2 separate regions of the Mus musculus genome follow, and region 1 is linked to region 2. Evidence: chromatin loops called from intact Hi-C (ENCODE). Cell type or tissue: left cerebral cortex. All regions are shown on one strand.

Region 1 (8,000 bases), 350 kb before region 2:
TCACTTATATATACTATCATATCATCTGCAAAAAGTGATATTTTTACTTCCTCTTTTCCAATTTGTATCCCCTTGATCTCCTTTTGTTGTCGAATTGCTCTGGCTAATACTTCAAGTACTATGTTGAAAAGGTAGGGAGAAAGTGGGCAGCCTTGTCTAGTCCCTGATTTTAGTGGGATTGCTTCCAGCTTCTCTCCATTTACTTTGATGTTGGCTACTGGTTTGCTGTAGATTGCTTTTATCATGTTTAGGTATGGGCCTTGAATTCCTGATCTTTCCAACACTTTTATCATGAGTGGGTGTTGGATGATGTCAAATGCTTTTTCTGCATCTAACGAGATGATCATGTGGTTTTTGTCTTTGAGTTTGTTTATATAATGGATTACATTGATGGATTTTCGTATATTAAACCATCCCTGCATCCCTGGAATAAAACCTACTTGATCAGGATGGATGATTGCTTTAATGTGTTTTTGGATTCGGTTAGCGAGAATTTTATTGAGGATTTTTGCATCGATATTCATAAGAGAAATTGGTCTGAAGTTCTCTATCTTTGTTGGATCTTTCTGTGGTTTAGGTATCAGAGTAATAGTGGCTTCATAAAATGAGTTGGGTAGAGTACCTTCTACTTCTATTTTGTGAAATAGTTTGTGCAGAACTGGAATTAGATCTTCTTTGAAGGTCTGATAGAACTGTGCACTAAGTGCCATTCTTATCAAGGAAATCTGCCTGTTTCAGAGGGAAGACAAGAGAAGACTTGTTTTGCTCCTCCTGTCCTTCGCATGCTCTCTTTTTTCCACATACTCACATATCTCTGCCACTTAGAGCTGAATACAGAGTTCTTTTTTTTCCCTCCTGGCATCCTCTCAATGTAATACTCATTTCATGTTGGTCATCCTGCCAGACTAATAAAACATTGGATTATGCCATCAAATATAAAACAAACATATATTTGTCTGTTTAACAGATTTTATTATTCTATGTTAACAACTTCCTTGAAGACATATTTATCTTTTGAAGTGTTTTATTAGTGTATACTAATTATCCACATAATGGGTTTCATTGTGACTTTTCACAGAAGACATAATGCATTTGGATCACATTTACTCTCCCTTGCTGCCCTCCTCCTCCTCATCTCTTTCTTCCTTCTTTCATGTCTCCTCTTTCACGACCCTATGATTTTAATTAGTGCCACTTACAGAAACACAGACAAGGTATTATTTACAAGAGCATTGGCAATTCCCATCCCTGCATCATCAATGAAAGTGTCTCTCTTTTCCCCATTACAATTTGAAAAACTATGCATATTTTGCCTAAGCAATCATCATTATTATTTGTCTTATTTATATTTTTAGAGGCCTAGAAATTACATGGAGTTTACGTATGGTAAAAATATAGTTTCATAAGTCACCAGCTCTTACTCTGAGTGCAAAGCACACAGAATAACAAAGTGTCAAGTCTCTGGGAGAGACAACATTTAGTGTTCCTCCTTGTAAATAGCCTATTTGGTTTCATTGACTTAAGACCAGCTAGTTCTAAACTGAATGGTGAACTGGAAAAGTGCTAACCATTGTCTTAGATATTTTAAAAATAAAGCCCATATGAAACTGAACTCTTAGAGCACTTAATCTTGAATTCTGTATCTGTTGTCTCCTTTGACCTTGTCTTGTCCCTAGCTAAAATATCCGAGTTTTATTATGGCCCTATTAATGGTTGAGTCACATGAATGCTCTGAAAACCTTATTTACAACTGAGTAAATATTTGTGAACTAGATTAAATATGTAGTTTTGTGCTAGAAAATAAATCACACAAATCACATACAGGGAAATATTTCATTAGCTGACACCAGGATTACTCTTGTAAAAAGAATTATCTTGCTTAGAAACCCAACCTGATAAAATACTTTATCGTAGGAGGATGCTTGAGAGAAAGTATTCCAAATAATGAGACAAGGTTCGGGTAAGCAATTGGAGGAGGGCTGAAAAGTTATTTTATTTGAGTGAGATAGAGAGGTTCCCAAACCAGTATGACAGGAGGCTTGCAGACTCAGGAGGGAGTAATAAAATTTGACATAACAACAGCCAAATACTTAATACTATGCCTACTGATATCTCAGCTGGAATTGTTTGTGTTTCTGTAAGCCCCCAGAGGGGACATGGCTTACTGAGGTTAGTGTATGGCCCAAAACTATGAACCTTAAGGGGGATTTTAAGAAATATTAATAATGGAAATGAGGAAGAGCATACTATTTTGTTGATTTAGAGCAGAAAGAAAAGAATGAACATAGAAAATGAGACATAAAAAACAGTGATTTGGGGCTAGGGAGATGGACCAGTGCTTTTATTTATTTTGAATTTATTTAGTTATTTGACAGTTTCATGTTTCTTACAATATTTTTTTTTACCATATTCACCCCCTAATTTTTCCCATATTCATCTAACTTCATATCATTAAAAAAAGTCCTTCAAGACCAATTTTTGCTACTCCAAATAGTCTTGGGTGTGTGGACGTTCACTGGAATATAGTAAATTACCAGGCCCTCCCTGAGAGGTCTCTGTAAAGAGCTTTATAAAGTTGTAAAAGCAAGACATTGGGTTTGCCCTACAGAAGGCTTAACAGCTTTTTAGAGAGAAGAACTCTTCTATTGTATTAAAAGATAAAAAATGTATGGTCAGATACGTAGTTTACATGGAGGCGGTGATGTAGGTTAAAAGATCTCCAAAGCCTCAGAGTTGATCTTTAATCCAGATCTTGAGGTGGGAAGATGCACCTTTAATCTGGGCCACGCCTCTGCTAGAAGCCTATGGAAGAATGATGCTTTTCCTGTCTGCCTGCCCTTTCCTGACTCAGGAGCAAGGCCATCTATTCACTGGCATTAGAGACGACTTCTTTGGGATTCCAGTGTCTACTGAAGACCAGCTGAAACTACCAGCCGCATGCCTGAGCAACTTCTTGAACTTTCTGTTCATAGCCAGATGTACTGACTGGTTTTATGTGTCAAATTGACACAGCTGGAGTTATCACAGAGAAAGGAGCTTCACTTGAGGAAATGCCTCCATGAGATCCAGCTTTAAGGCATTTTCTTAATTAGTGATCAAGAGGGAAAGGCCCCTTGTGGGTAGGACCATCTCTGGACTGGTTGTCTTGGTTCTATAAGAGAGCAAGCTGAGCAAGCTAGCAAAGCATGCCAGTAAAGAACATCCCTCCATGGCCTCTGCATCAGCTCCTGCTTCCTATCCTGCTTGAGTTCCAGTCCTGACTTCCTTGGTGATGAACAGCAGTATGAAAGTGTAAGCCGAATAAACCCTTTCCTCCCCAACTTGCTTCTTAGTCATGATGTTTGTGCAGGAATAGAAACCCTGACTAAGACACCAGACATTGTTGGATTAATTGGACTACAACTTGTAAGTCATTCTAATAAATCCTTCTCCTACATATATACAGAGAGATTCATTCTATAAGTGCTGCTACTCTAGAACGCCCTGACTAATACAACTGCAAAAGAGATAAACCATATTGACCCATCACAAATCAAGGATTGTTTATGCATAAAGTGCATAAAAGCACCAGAGAAAGTCTGTATAAACTATCTCTGTACATGTTTAATAGAAAATGCAAGTAATGTATTTTAAAGTTCTAGAAATTCATTAAGGAAGGAAAAATAATGAGTTGAGTCTGGGGTTCCTGGGAATTCTGTTATTTGTTAAGTTACTATCTCTAGCAACTTTAATAAGGTCTTAGTTTTCATGTTCTGTAGAGGATGCATATATATCTCTGCTTTTAATGCAGAAACTGTGACCATCTGTATTTATTCCTTTTTACTTAATAAGATCCAGCTCTATTTCAGACTCTTGCTATCTTTTCTCTGAACTCTGGAAATAACCTCTAATTACTATCACTACCTTCTGTGCTTTGGCTCTGTAATGATTAACTTCTCCACTTCTCCCAAGAAACTAATATTGTTAAAACAAAACATGGGCTGTGTCATCATCAGAAATGAATTTGTTCATAGTTCTCAGTCACAATTTGATCTAAGCTTAGACAGTTTGCCTTGGTCTTCAAAACTTCAGAATCCATTTTTTTCCTATGGCTTAACTGTTGAGTCTCAGTGCACATCTTCCTTGGGTACACTCTCCATCTCCATGGCACCCTTCCATTATTTTTAGCTATACAAGCCTCATCATTCTGCAAAGTCTGATTTTGAAATGGGCTTTCACCTCAACTCTCCTGTGCTCTAGCTCTTTCCCAATCTAGCTAAGAAGTGTCATTCTTATTGTGAATGTCTAAACTTCCTCTCTAAACCTCTGTGGCAGCTCTATCTTCTGTCTTACACAACAAATATTGTACACTTGTTTAAACCACTTATACATCTTAAAGTCTCTACTGAGAAAGACCATACCATGCCATCTTTCTACCTTCCTAGCACCTTGCTAATGGTTGCCACATTAAACTCTGCTGCTTGGAAGGTGTATTTAATTCAACTCTGACTTGTCCAAAGAATTGTGATTGCCACACATCTTATTGGAAAAAGTTGAAGGATTTGAATACTTTCTTTGAGTTCCTTACACCTAAGCATTTGTATTTTTTAAGGTCATATTTTAGTGTAAATCTTTTACCTCGAGTTGATAAAACTGGACAGTGAATGGGAACAGTGACAGAAAAGGAAATGTACAAACTGTGCTTGTGAATATGTCGCGTTCAGGAGAAGGAAGTATCTGCTCCAGAAATATCTACCAGTTGAGACCCAAGAAGTCAAATATACCTAATCCTGCAGATCACACTCTTCCAACAGGAGGTGCTGAAAGGAAAGGAGCAGCCTGCCATCTGCTCGCCACCATCTGCTTCAGAAGACCTACTCCTCAGTCAGTGCCACTGGGGTTTCTGTTGCTTTAAAAAAATGATCATCATCATCAAGGACCCCAAATAAAAACATATGATAACATCGTCTCATAGATGTCTCAGATTGTGGTAGCTACTGGGTTTTACTAAGATATTTTCCCATTGAATTACATTCTTCAAGATATGTGCAATGTAGGGAAAAGGACATCGTCTGTGAGCCAGTAGCTTTCAGCCTGAACTCTACTTTTAATTTATGTGGGCATTTGCTTCTATCTCCCACCTTAAAATGCATCCTATGTAAAATAGGAATATATTTGCTTCCTGGAATGTGAACCAAAGTGTAAGCTCTGTGTAGGCAGGATCCTCCATTTCTTTCTGTTCAATGCTGCAATTTAAGAGTATAATCAGGGTATGGCATGGCATGGGGAAAATGTGACAAAACACTGATCAAAGCAGTGTTGAAAAGAGGAGGAATATCTATCTATCTATCTATCTATCTATCTATCTATCTATCTATCTATAGCTTTAAGTAGTTTCTGTGTTATCTATTGTGTTCTTGTACATTAGGTAGAATTAAATCATTAAATTTAAATAATTTTAGTTTTGTCTTAAGCAATAAGACTTTTGAAGTACCCTTATTCAAGCAATATATTTTAACACATGTTAAAAAAATTGTACATTTAGCTGTGATCTAAAATATTTGTATGTCCAGTTTGAGCATACTAATTAATAGTAAATTAAGTGGCAATGCTATCCTAGTGTCCCATTGAGGATATTAAATTAACAAAGCAACTTTGGTGTCATTTGACCAAGAGTGAGGCCATTTTTGAATTCTCTACTCCACTTCCCTGTGTCTTCCATCCTTCTCTCTGTCTTGAATGAGTCTGAATCTGTGCCTGCCTGAATCTGTTCCTGCTTCTGTGCATGTCACATTTGTGTGTGTGTGTCCAACAAAGGGCTTTGTTCTCTCTTGTGTTGAGCAACACAAAAAGTATCACATAGAAGGGAATGAGAGATGCTTTACAGAAATATGTGACAGTTTTACAAGTGATTAAATCACTGACTTCAACCAAACCCAAATGAATCAGATAAAAAACAATATTATAAACAATATCTTCATGTTACAGTCAACATTCAGAGTAGATACTCATTTTATAATTGCTTTTAGCCTGTTTTCAGCAAATGATTATCGTAACACACATGCATTACTCTTGGGTCAGAGGCATGAAAGGATACATACGTTTACAGCTTTGCATTTGCTTAAGTTATAAGAGTTGATACATGGGAAATTTAACACATGTAAGGTTGGTTATTATATTATTGTCACAAAGGTAAGTTAAACAGTCCAAGTACACAGCAGAATAGCAGTGTTATGTCTTATGTAACCTCAAGGGATATTATCGACTCTGGCTGTGAGATCCAGCAAAAGTTCCCGTGTCTTAGACTGTGAGACAGTTCCATCCTAATGCATGGCCATATTTTTGTCTGTCTCATTTCCCTGGAGAAATGGGGCCTGGAAACTTCTGTGTAGAATTGTCACTGTATGGTCATTCTTTGTGAAACAAAGAAGTGAAGATGTTTCCAGTAGTCAATTCACAAGCTTTTGTACAGAAGAATCTAGATAATGTAGATTATCGAAGAATCAGGAAACCAACTTGCATTTTCTTCTTCTTGTCTCAGGGGAGATGGAGAGAAAGATTTCATGTTATCATAGGGAACACAGTGAAGGTGGAAGCAGTTCACAGTGCTGTTGTGGGGGATATACACTCCATACCTTGAACTTGGATTGCAATAATAGACATGCATTTTTAAGTAATACTGCTTAGCCCCTGAACCTCCATTCCAGTTACTGTTGGAGAATGCAATCACATCACTAAGAAGTCAGCATAGATCCTGGTGAAATGTGTCTTGTCCTTTCTCCTTCTATCTTTCTCTCTTAATGGAATTTATGTTTAGATCAAGGCAGGATGGATGACGGTGGGGTGGGTGCTACTTTCCTGGCTCAAGCTTGCACTGCCTTCGAAATTCTTCGCAGGCAGCTTTTATCCTTTCTGCCTTCCCAGCTCGCTCCGTTCTCCTCTATCTGCTGTCTAGGAGTATACCAGACCCTGATGTGTGCAGCTGCCTGTAAAAGTAACTTATTTCTTCAGATGAAGTGATGAGATGAGAGCTGCCCAAGCTGTCCAAATATACAGCTTAGGCTGAGCCCAGAACATTTATTCCTCTGTTCTAACTATCTCTAGGCCTAGGCCTGAAAGCTTCTAGTCTCCATCCAGTCTGATCCTCCAAAATGACTGATTTAAACTGGCTTCTCACAGCTTCGGCTTGACCTCAAACTAACTTTGGGAATCTGTTCTTATCTTCTGGCTTTAATTCTCTGGCTGTTCTGTCTTCACCTGTGTCCAACTTGTTTTTACCGCAACCTGTGTCTAATACTCTCCTGGTAAAACTGCCTCCTCTTCTTCCTCTTCCTCCTCCTCCCATTTCTCTTTCTCCTCCTCTTCCCCTCTCTCCAGCCCCCCTCTCCCTACACCATTTCTTATGTTGTCTCTCTTTCCTATCTGTTCTCATGAGAGATTTGTTCATTCCATCAAATCTTTCTCTGGTTTGTCACTTTGTCTACCTTTCAATTAGATGTCATTTCACACACAGCTGCTTCCTTCTATAAACTTCTTTCCATTGTTTAGGATCCAAGGCGAGTGTCTGTATACCAGCCAGAGGAATTACTCCAGCTAGAGTGATTAAAGGTATGTGGCACTTCAGCATTCTAGCCAGATCATAAAGACCTAGAAGGTCTCTGGATGTGATACCTTTCCAGGGCTGCCATGTTGCTGGATTATAATTATTCTACAGCAGCCACCATGTTAATTGACAGTGACATCTCAGCAAAGCCACACAGTTCAGTCCAGTTGACTGGCTCTCCCCAGACTTCTGGCATTAGTCATGCCAGGGGGTGGAGTGCTCTTTGTGGCAGACCTTATCTGTGGGATGTCTTCAGAGTTTTTATGATGTCTACCTTGACTTTGGTGGCTCTCTCTCTCTTTCTTGTATTCTTCCCTGGTAAATCAGAGATCTTTTGCTTTGTGATTCCCCAGGCTTGTTTAGAATTTCTGTTTTATTCTCACCCACATGACCTGAGCCTTATGTCTGTACTCAGAGA
Region 2 (8,000 bases):
GTGTGTGTGCTTGTGTATATATGTTTGTATATGTGTGTATATTTGTATGAGTAGTGTGCATGTATGTGCATGTGTATATGTATACAGAGAGATTTATTATAAAGAATTAGGCCATTTAGTTACTGGGAAATTAGCAATCCAGTAATAAGCAGCAAGGATATCTTGAGACCCAGGAGCACAGATTACATGGTTCAGTGGGCATTGGTGGGGGACAGTCTAAAACCAGTATTGCCAATTCTTTACACTATAGCCCAATTCCAAACTGAAGTCAGAACAGCAAATCCCAAGACCTTCTGTGGATTACTTGGGGACTGACTGCTATGTGGCAAGTACTCTTCTAGTCTACCAACTCCAATCTTAATTAGAAACACCCCCACAATCACACCCAACCAAGTTGACATAACCATGACCATCGTGGTATCTAATGAATAACATGTTTAAACATAAAACAACAGAGGAAACAAGGGAATAAATTATCTAATAAACTTCTCTATCATTACATTAATATACAGAGAGAATTATGTAAATGCCATAGACTCATGGAGACACCAGGGTTTAAAAAACGTTCACATAGCATCTGGCAGAACACTGGCAAAATACAAAATTTCCACACCCAGTTAATATGAGGGATCCCAGAAGGACACATTTCTGAAGGACACTATTTCTGAACCCCCAAATGTTCTGCTGGTCCTAATCCATCCACATACCTTATAACATAATGAGAAAATAGGGGGCAATTCCATAAAAATTTATCAAGGCCAATTGTGATAAATACTATGAAGAAAAGTATGGGACAGTCCAGTGTAGAAGTGAAGCCTGATTTAGGGTAAGGTGCCTTTCTCTTTGAGAACTATGGCACATGGGTCTGAAATAGTGACTTCCCTAACAAAGTGTCACAGGCTGATGGCTTCAGCAATAGAAATGTATCCTTTCTCAGCTTCAGAAGCCAGAGCTCACCTCCTTACTTTATCCCCTAGACCGTGTCTTTGTCTCAGTCTCCTTTAGAAAGAAGATAAAGTCATACTAAGTTAAGGCCTATCCATGTGACCTCATTTTATCTTAGTCACCCTTTCAAATATTGTCAGTCATAGTTGGAAACATAGAGAGGCAGATTGCACTCATCAATATACGAGTTTTAGGTAGACTAAATTTCACCCATAGCAAGAACAATATAGGAAGAAGAGGTTGGAATCGGGATTGAAAGGTACAATATAAATTTGGTGACAGACCATTAAAAACACCCCTTTCTGATAAAGTCTGCTTATTCTGGGATGTACTAGGGACTGTCACTAGGAGAAAATGCTGACGAGAGGGAAGGACTACAAGGTCGAGTGCAGAGAAGATGTATGTGCCCTAGAAGTTACAGTGAGGAGAAAGCTGGATTGTTGAGAAACACCCAAGGCTCTGCTGACTGACACCTGCAGGTTTAGGTTTTCAACTTTACTAACTAGCGAAGATGGGAGGAGTTCATTCCAGGTGGGTTTCTGTTGGAGGCATGATTGGAGTGTTAATGCACAAGGAAAACACTGGGGCACAAACAGTGGCACCTGAGCCAGGTAATAGAGTTGGAGGGAGGGAAGGAGGGAGGGAGGGAGGGAGGGAGAGAGAAGAGAAGAAGGGAGGAGAGGAGGGAGGGAGGAGAGGAGGGAGGAGAAGAGGGAGGGAGGAAGAAGGACTTCTGTTTTATCTCTGACTTGAGCAAAAGGAGTTTGTTCCTGAGGGTCCCTGCTAATACTATTGTGCTATACAGACCCAAATATCAAATGCCAACAAAAACTCGTCAAAGAATTTACTTTAATAATGGTAGAATTCATTAATTTCAGAATCTCAACTATCGACATTTAAAGTTGCATTATAATGCAGTACTCCTTCCATTATAAACACATGTAAAATGTATTTCGCAGAACTGTGCTAAGTGACATCTCCCGATCAGCCAGCTTTGACTTAATGACTATAGGGGTGGGCCTGCGTCCAACCGTGCTGATTGGTAGAATATTTATGATGCCAGAATCCTAATGTATGTGAAGATGCCATGAGATGTTAGGTGACCCAGATTCCAGCCAAGCCTTCTCTAAGACTGGAGTCAATGTTCTAAATCCCATCCTCAGGCTGACTCAGCAAAAGGGCAGGTGTATTGCAGTTCTGATCCATGTTAGGGCCTCTCCACTCCCTGTTCTCACCACTCACAGCGATGAGTCTGCTAACAAGGCAGGCATTTGCCCAGCAGGAAACAAAGCTTTCTCTTCAGATTGCAAAGTGGGTCCATCTTGTTCTTGAAACTCCTTCCTGTCCTACCCTGTCTGCCCCTTCCTTCTTTAAGCTTCCTTGGGAACATGGTCTTTTCTCTGCTTCCACACCTGGTCCCCAGTTTCCCTGTGATAGCTTCATTGCCTTCAAAGTCAAGCACGTTGCCCAAACCTGTGTCTTCCTGGTTATAAACACTAAAGGGGGCCAGAGACAGCATTTATTCAAAGTTGTCTGCATCTGCATGAAGTGGACTCCGAGGGTTTAAAGCAGAGCACACGGGGTTGGGAGAGATGGTGTGTGTGTGTGGGGGGGGGGGGGGGGGAGTGGGAAAGATTTCCACAAAATGCACCAAATTCATATGCGAAATTCTCAAACAGTAAGTTTAAGAATAAAGTTTCCCACCTAGCTCCTACTGCCCACTTTGGTAAAATGTTTTGGAGACAATATTCTACACATTTATTTTCCTAAGCACTACTCCAGAAGTCTTGTTGTAAAGGGCTGACAGACAGATAAGCTAATCGTACTGAAGTCTGATTTTTATTTCACCATAACAACGAATCAAAAATGTTATATTTGTCATGATTATAATTTAAAATGTTTCAGAAAAAGTAATACACTAATTACTGCACGCTCACAGGCTAGACGTAGATGGCATTAGAACCAGACTTACCAACACCTAGATTCTGTTGATGGCAGCATTTCTAGATACACATTAGAATGTGGCATATCAGGACCCACCCCAGACCTCCTGGGCCAAATTGCTCATCACTTGTGGGTGTCAAAGTCTCGAAACAAGTGTTTTTAACACACTCGTGTTTAGAATGCAGCATGCAGATGTGCATGCAATCACTCTTCAGCAGTTTTTGAAATGGTAGGAAGAGGAAGCATTTGAGCCTCCAACAGAATGATGTCACCACTTAGTGGTCTTGTGACTTTGGTAAGTTGCATAACCGGCTCTAAGCCTGGAAGTATTCAGCTATATAGAAAGAGATTAGGTTACAGTTTCTCAGAGTGGCACCAAAGAAATGCCAAGGCCAACTAGGCGTAGGAAGGGGAAGTGGGTGTTGAATGGGGTCAGCCAGAATAAAGGGGTGACAGGATAGAGAGTATGCCACCTGCTGGCAGAAGTGTGTACTTGCAAGAGTTGATTGACATTCAGAAAAGATGATTTGCTTTTTCTTTTGAATTTTGTTTTTATCATCTTTTTGCCTTTACATTACTAACATCTAGGGGACTAGTGGTACACTACAGGACAAGCACAGCCATGAACAAACAAACACACAAGCTAATGAAAAAGTTCTTATGAAAAAAACAAACTTACAAAAACATATGTAACATCTCTGACAGTGACTCTGGTGTCAAATGAATTGATGTTTTCTTCTATTATAAGTCCATAAGTTTTGAAATTCAAGCTTTCTATATGCTAATGACTTTTTAAAAATTAATAGAGAATATTATCTTTTTGAGGCAGAATAATGGTTTAATCAAAATGTTCCTGATTTCTTTGATTTATTGATATAATTTCAAAAGTGAAGGAAGGAATGAGGAATTCATCTATTTTAATATTGATTGGATAGAACAAAAATGTAAAACTTATTATATTAGGGAGGTTGTTTGAGCAGGTTTCTAGACAGACAGGTTTCCTTGAGTGACTCCTTTATCCAAAAGTGGGCATTACCAGTGTTTCTTTAGATGATGGCATTGCAGAAAGCATTCTGCAGGCAGCGTTGTATAGCAATGAGACAATGGCACTCATACATTTGTAGACTTATACTTTTTAAAACCTACTTTAATAAGGGTTCTTAAATGCTTTAACTTCCCTTTTAGCCCACCACGCGCCAGAAGTAGTGGAAAGGAAAGGATTATAGGGCAAAGTGGGATGTGGACTTGTTTAGAAATGGTTTTGGGGAAAGATTCCAATCTTCATTGTCAGGATATCAACAGCTCAGCTCACATGAATCAGCAACAGTAGCTAGATCCACTCACAAACACCACTCATGAACCAGTAATGGGAGTTCGATTCAGAAGAAACTGTGAGGCTCTACCAATCAACCCAAGTCCATGGAAGTGGCAAGAAGCTGCCAGAACGTGATGAGAAGTTCTTTGGTGAGTTTCTCTCTATGAAGTCAGTACAAACAATGATCAACAAAGAAGAAGGCAAGGTGAACCAATGCCACAGTGTCATCAGCCAAGACCACCAGCAGCAAAGCCTGAAAAGACCAGAAAAAGAGTGACAAGGTAACGCCCACAGCATGTTGGGTTATTACCAAACATCATGTGCCCACTCTAGCAAAATGTCACATGTCCTTTTTCCAAGCAGCATCCAGAAAAACATGTCTGTTCTCAGCAACCATCCTCCAATGTGTCTCTTTAGCAAAACATCCTCTCATAAAATATCACGTGGCACAACTGAGTCTCCAAAGAAACCAAAAATTTCCACTTCACACATTACGCTATAGGATGTGACTTTGTCTCACAAACCCATCACGCTCTGGGTTCCAGGATCCAGAAACAGAGGATTCCAAATCAGCATGAAAAGAAAATTCAAAGCTTTATTTTCAGAGTTTTCAAACACTTACCACTATTTGATGTTGGGGAGGGGAACTAAAAAACAGTAATGTGGTATAATTTTTTCATGTCTGGGATTACTTGGTTCCACCTGATTATCACTGTTGGATATATTGTTCATTTTTCTTAACAAAATAGTCTTACAAAATGAAGTTAGGTATATTTGAGTGGCCCTTGACAACACTGTACAAACACAAAAACAAATGCTCAAAATGTAGCTGTGTAACACCGGAAGCTACATGCATAAAGAAAAACAACTTCTCATGACTTAAGGCGGTGTGAGATTTTTTGAAAAACTTCATTCTAATTTTGGCAAATCATCATATCTTCTTTACTCTCTGGAAAAAATAGAATAGAAAAATTATTCAAATAAAACTGTCCTATCAAAACCCAGAAGAATCAAGGCAAGATTTAGAGCCCATATTTCAAAGAAAGTTAGGAGATCACAGAAATCTAAAACAATGCATAATTCATGACAAAGCTTGGCATAGTTAAAATGTCCTTGAATTTTAATTGGATGCCCAGATAGGAGCTTCTATAAATTCTGCTCTATGATGGAGCCATAGAGAATTTTTATACTTGTATAATAATTTAGTTCACCTCTGCAAAAGAAAAAATGTGAATTGAGCATTTCTTAATGAAAAATGTGTGCTTCTGTTTGTTAGAGAAGTGGGAAATCAGTAGTTCCTGACCAGCAAGGCTTGTGAATCTCATGTGTGGGTTTTGTTTGTTTGATTTCTTTTGTTTTAATGTGTATATGAATGTTTTTCCTGTCTGCACGCCTCATGCACTAGCAGGCCAGAAGAAGGAATCAGTTCACCTGGAACTGGAGGTATAGACCCTTGTGCACTGCCATATGGGTGCTGGGAATCGAAGCCAAGTCCTTGAAGAACAGCAAGTACCCTTAACCAGTGAGTCATCTCTCTAGCTCCCCACTTATCCTGTTTTTGTCTTCAATCACTGAGCAAAAAGCAGAAAGTTTGCATCTCATTAAAGCCATTAAAACTATTCATGTGGGCTGACAGCTGGCTTACCCAATACCACCACTTACAATTCAGTGATGTCAACAGCTTAAATGCACCTGTCATTTCATTTCTCAAATATGTGTACAGCAGGTTACTACCATGTTCAAACTGTTCTGTCTTCACTAGTATTTTTGGATGAAGCCATATAAGTTTCATGTGAGAAACAAATGAATCTAGTCTGAGAAAGAACAGATTTGAAGGTATTCATTGTCGGTAATTGGACTATTTGTCTTTAGAGGATTACACAGTGTCAAAAGTCTATTTTCATTCAAGTGGCATATGCTTAAAATAGCTTAGATGAAAGTTATTGACAGAAAACAAAGATAAATAGTTACATGAACTTAAAATTCTATTGTGTCAGACAGAACACCTGCTAATAATATTAGTAGGTGTTATTGTTTTCCTTTATGACAATAAAGGCACATCTGTTATTAGAGTTCTTCCATTCATTCATTTTGAATCAAGGTAGATAGAATACCCTCTAATATATAATCCCAACACAGAGAATGAGTCAACTATGCATCACTGTTTGGGGTCTTAACTGCTACAAATTCCTAGCACTGTAATAACAGCGTGTCACAAGCTATTGCTTACAATAGCAAAAACATATATTTCCTGGTCCAGGAGGTTCAAAATCTGAAATCAGGTTATTGGTCGGGCTCCACTTATTCCACAGACTCAGGTGAACATGCATCTTCACTTCTTCATTCTCCACAGTTGCTGGCAACTCCCTGCTTCACTAATGAAGTGCCTTATACATTTGACCAACCTCTGTATCTGTGTTCACACAACCTTCTTCTTGTCTCAAGTTCCACATGTTCCTTTTTTTATGACACCAATCATTATATTGAGACCCTCCACTATCTGGTATGGCTTTATCATATCTACAAATCTAGATCATATCTACAAATGTTATTTACAAATAAGGTCATATTTTGAGGTACCAGTATTTAGGAATTCAACACATTTTTCTGTGGGACCTATTTCTACCATTCTAGGAATGGTCACCCATTTCTTGCCACATATGTAAGTAGCTAGCCGATTCTCCATGCTCCTCTGCTACAGCAGTGATAAGAGTCCATATCTTAAGCACTTTGTGGAAGACTCTATGCTGTCTTTCCTCATACCTTCAAGCTCTGACATCTTATGTTTTTCTACTCACCACCCACCATTCTAGGATCACAACCTTGATCCCTAGGGATGTTTGTCTGTTTGTTTGTTTGTTTGTTCCAATTCTCATGAAGGTAGCTCCAGGAATAGGAATGAGGTCAGCACAGCCAACATGGTTTCCAGATCCCACAGAATAAAGAATTCTTCAAAGTGTGTGTAGGGGTGTAGTCACCCTGAAGATAGCTGGCTCTGGGACTTCTATTCAAATCCTGAGGAGAAAACTACCTTCTTTTTCTACTTTCCTAATCCAATAAGGTATCAACTTAGAGGGGTGTGGAAAAAAGAGAGAGGTATTGTTCACAATAGACAATTTATTAGGAAGGTGTATCAGCCTCATAATAAAATATCAATCAAAATACTTATGTATGAAATATAACACACAAGACATCTTTAAACCCTCTCTATGGTTCATGTAATAGGCAGGAAAAAATGTGTGGGTGTGGGAGGTGCTGAACAAAAATTTTAAAAATATAAACATAATTAGCATGAAAGATTGCTGATGTCCATAAAATGTTGCAACTTTTAAAAGCAGATGTATTTTATTTAAAAAGCATGATTACTCTGTAACCCCTCTTTCTCCTCAGTGAGAATTGGAATCATTATCTTCTCTTTTCTCCCTGTCTGATTTCTGGTCCATAACACTTTGAGGGCAAAGGATGAGTTTGATTTATCTTTGTATTCCTAGAGTTTACTTAGTGCTTAACTTACATTTTTAAGTTAATTAGTGGCTGAGTGAATAATATGTAAATGATAAGTAGGCAGTCTCACTGGTATGTGCTGTCTTGTGCCACATTGAGTCAAGGATGGCTAAGCCTCTTTTCCTATTATCTGCTCTTCCGTTCTTTCTGCCTTCTCTCCTCCAGTGTTTCTTTGCCTTTATTAGGGGTGGCAAAGCTGTCTTACTAAGACCTGATCTTTAAACCAAACAATGCTTACCTTCAGCCTCCCGGGCAAACTTTATATCTTTATATCACAGCCTTTCACTGCAAA

What was found. Hi-C counts contacts between places; a loop is a spot of excess contacts. Peaks named below come from ENCODE experiments on the same cell type or tissue, not always from the same donor. Only the 100,000 strongest peaks of a DNase experiment are listed, where the experiment ranks them.
Region 1: a loop joins it to region 2, with 4 times the contacts of the local background. A loop is called at or near these places in 2 of 42 quality-filtered maps.

Annotation. Positions count from the first base shown.
Region 1 is chr3:33,655,597-33,663,596 of GRCm38, reverse strand. No RefSeq gene overlaps it. Among named protein-coding and RNA genes, the nearest start is that of Gm42203, 32 kb to the left of the region's middle. In left cerebral cortex, a CTCF peak has its summit at 4,792; DNase peaks (open chromatin) are centred at 4,789 and 5,146; H3K27ac peaks cover 1,324 bases.
Region 2 is chr3:33,303,688-33,311,687 of GRCm38, reverse strand. No RefSeq gene overlaps it. Among named protein-coding and RNA genes, the nearest start is that of Gm24780, 86 kb to the left of the region's middle. In left cerebral cortex, a CTCF peak has its summit at 3,354 (motif pointing left); DNase peaks (open chromatin) are centred at 3,217, 4,735, 5,332, 5,691 and 1 more place; H3K27ac peaks cover 2,720 bases.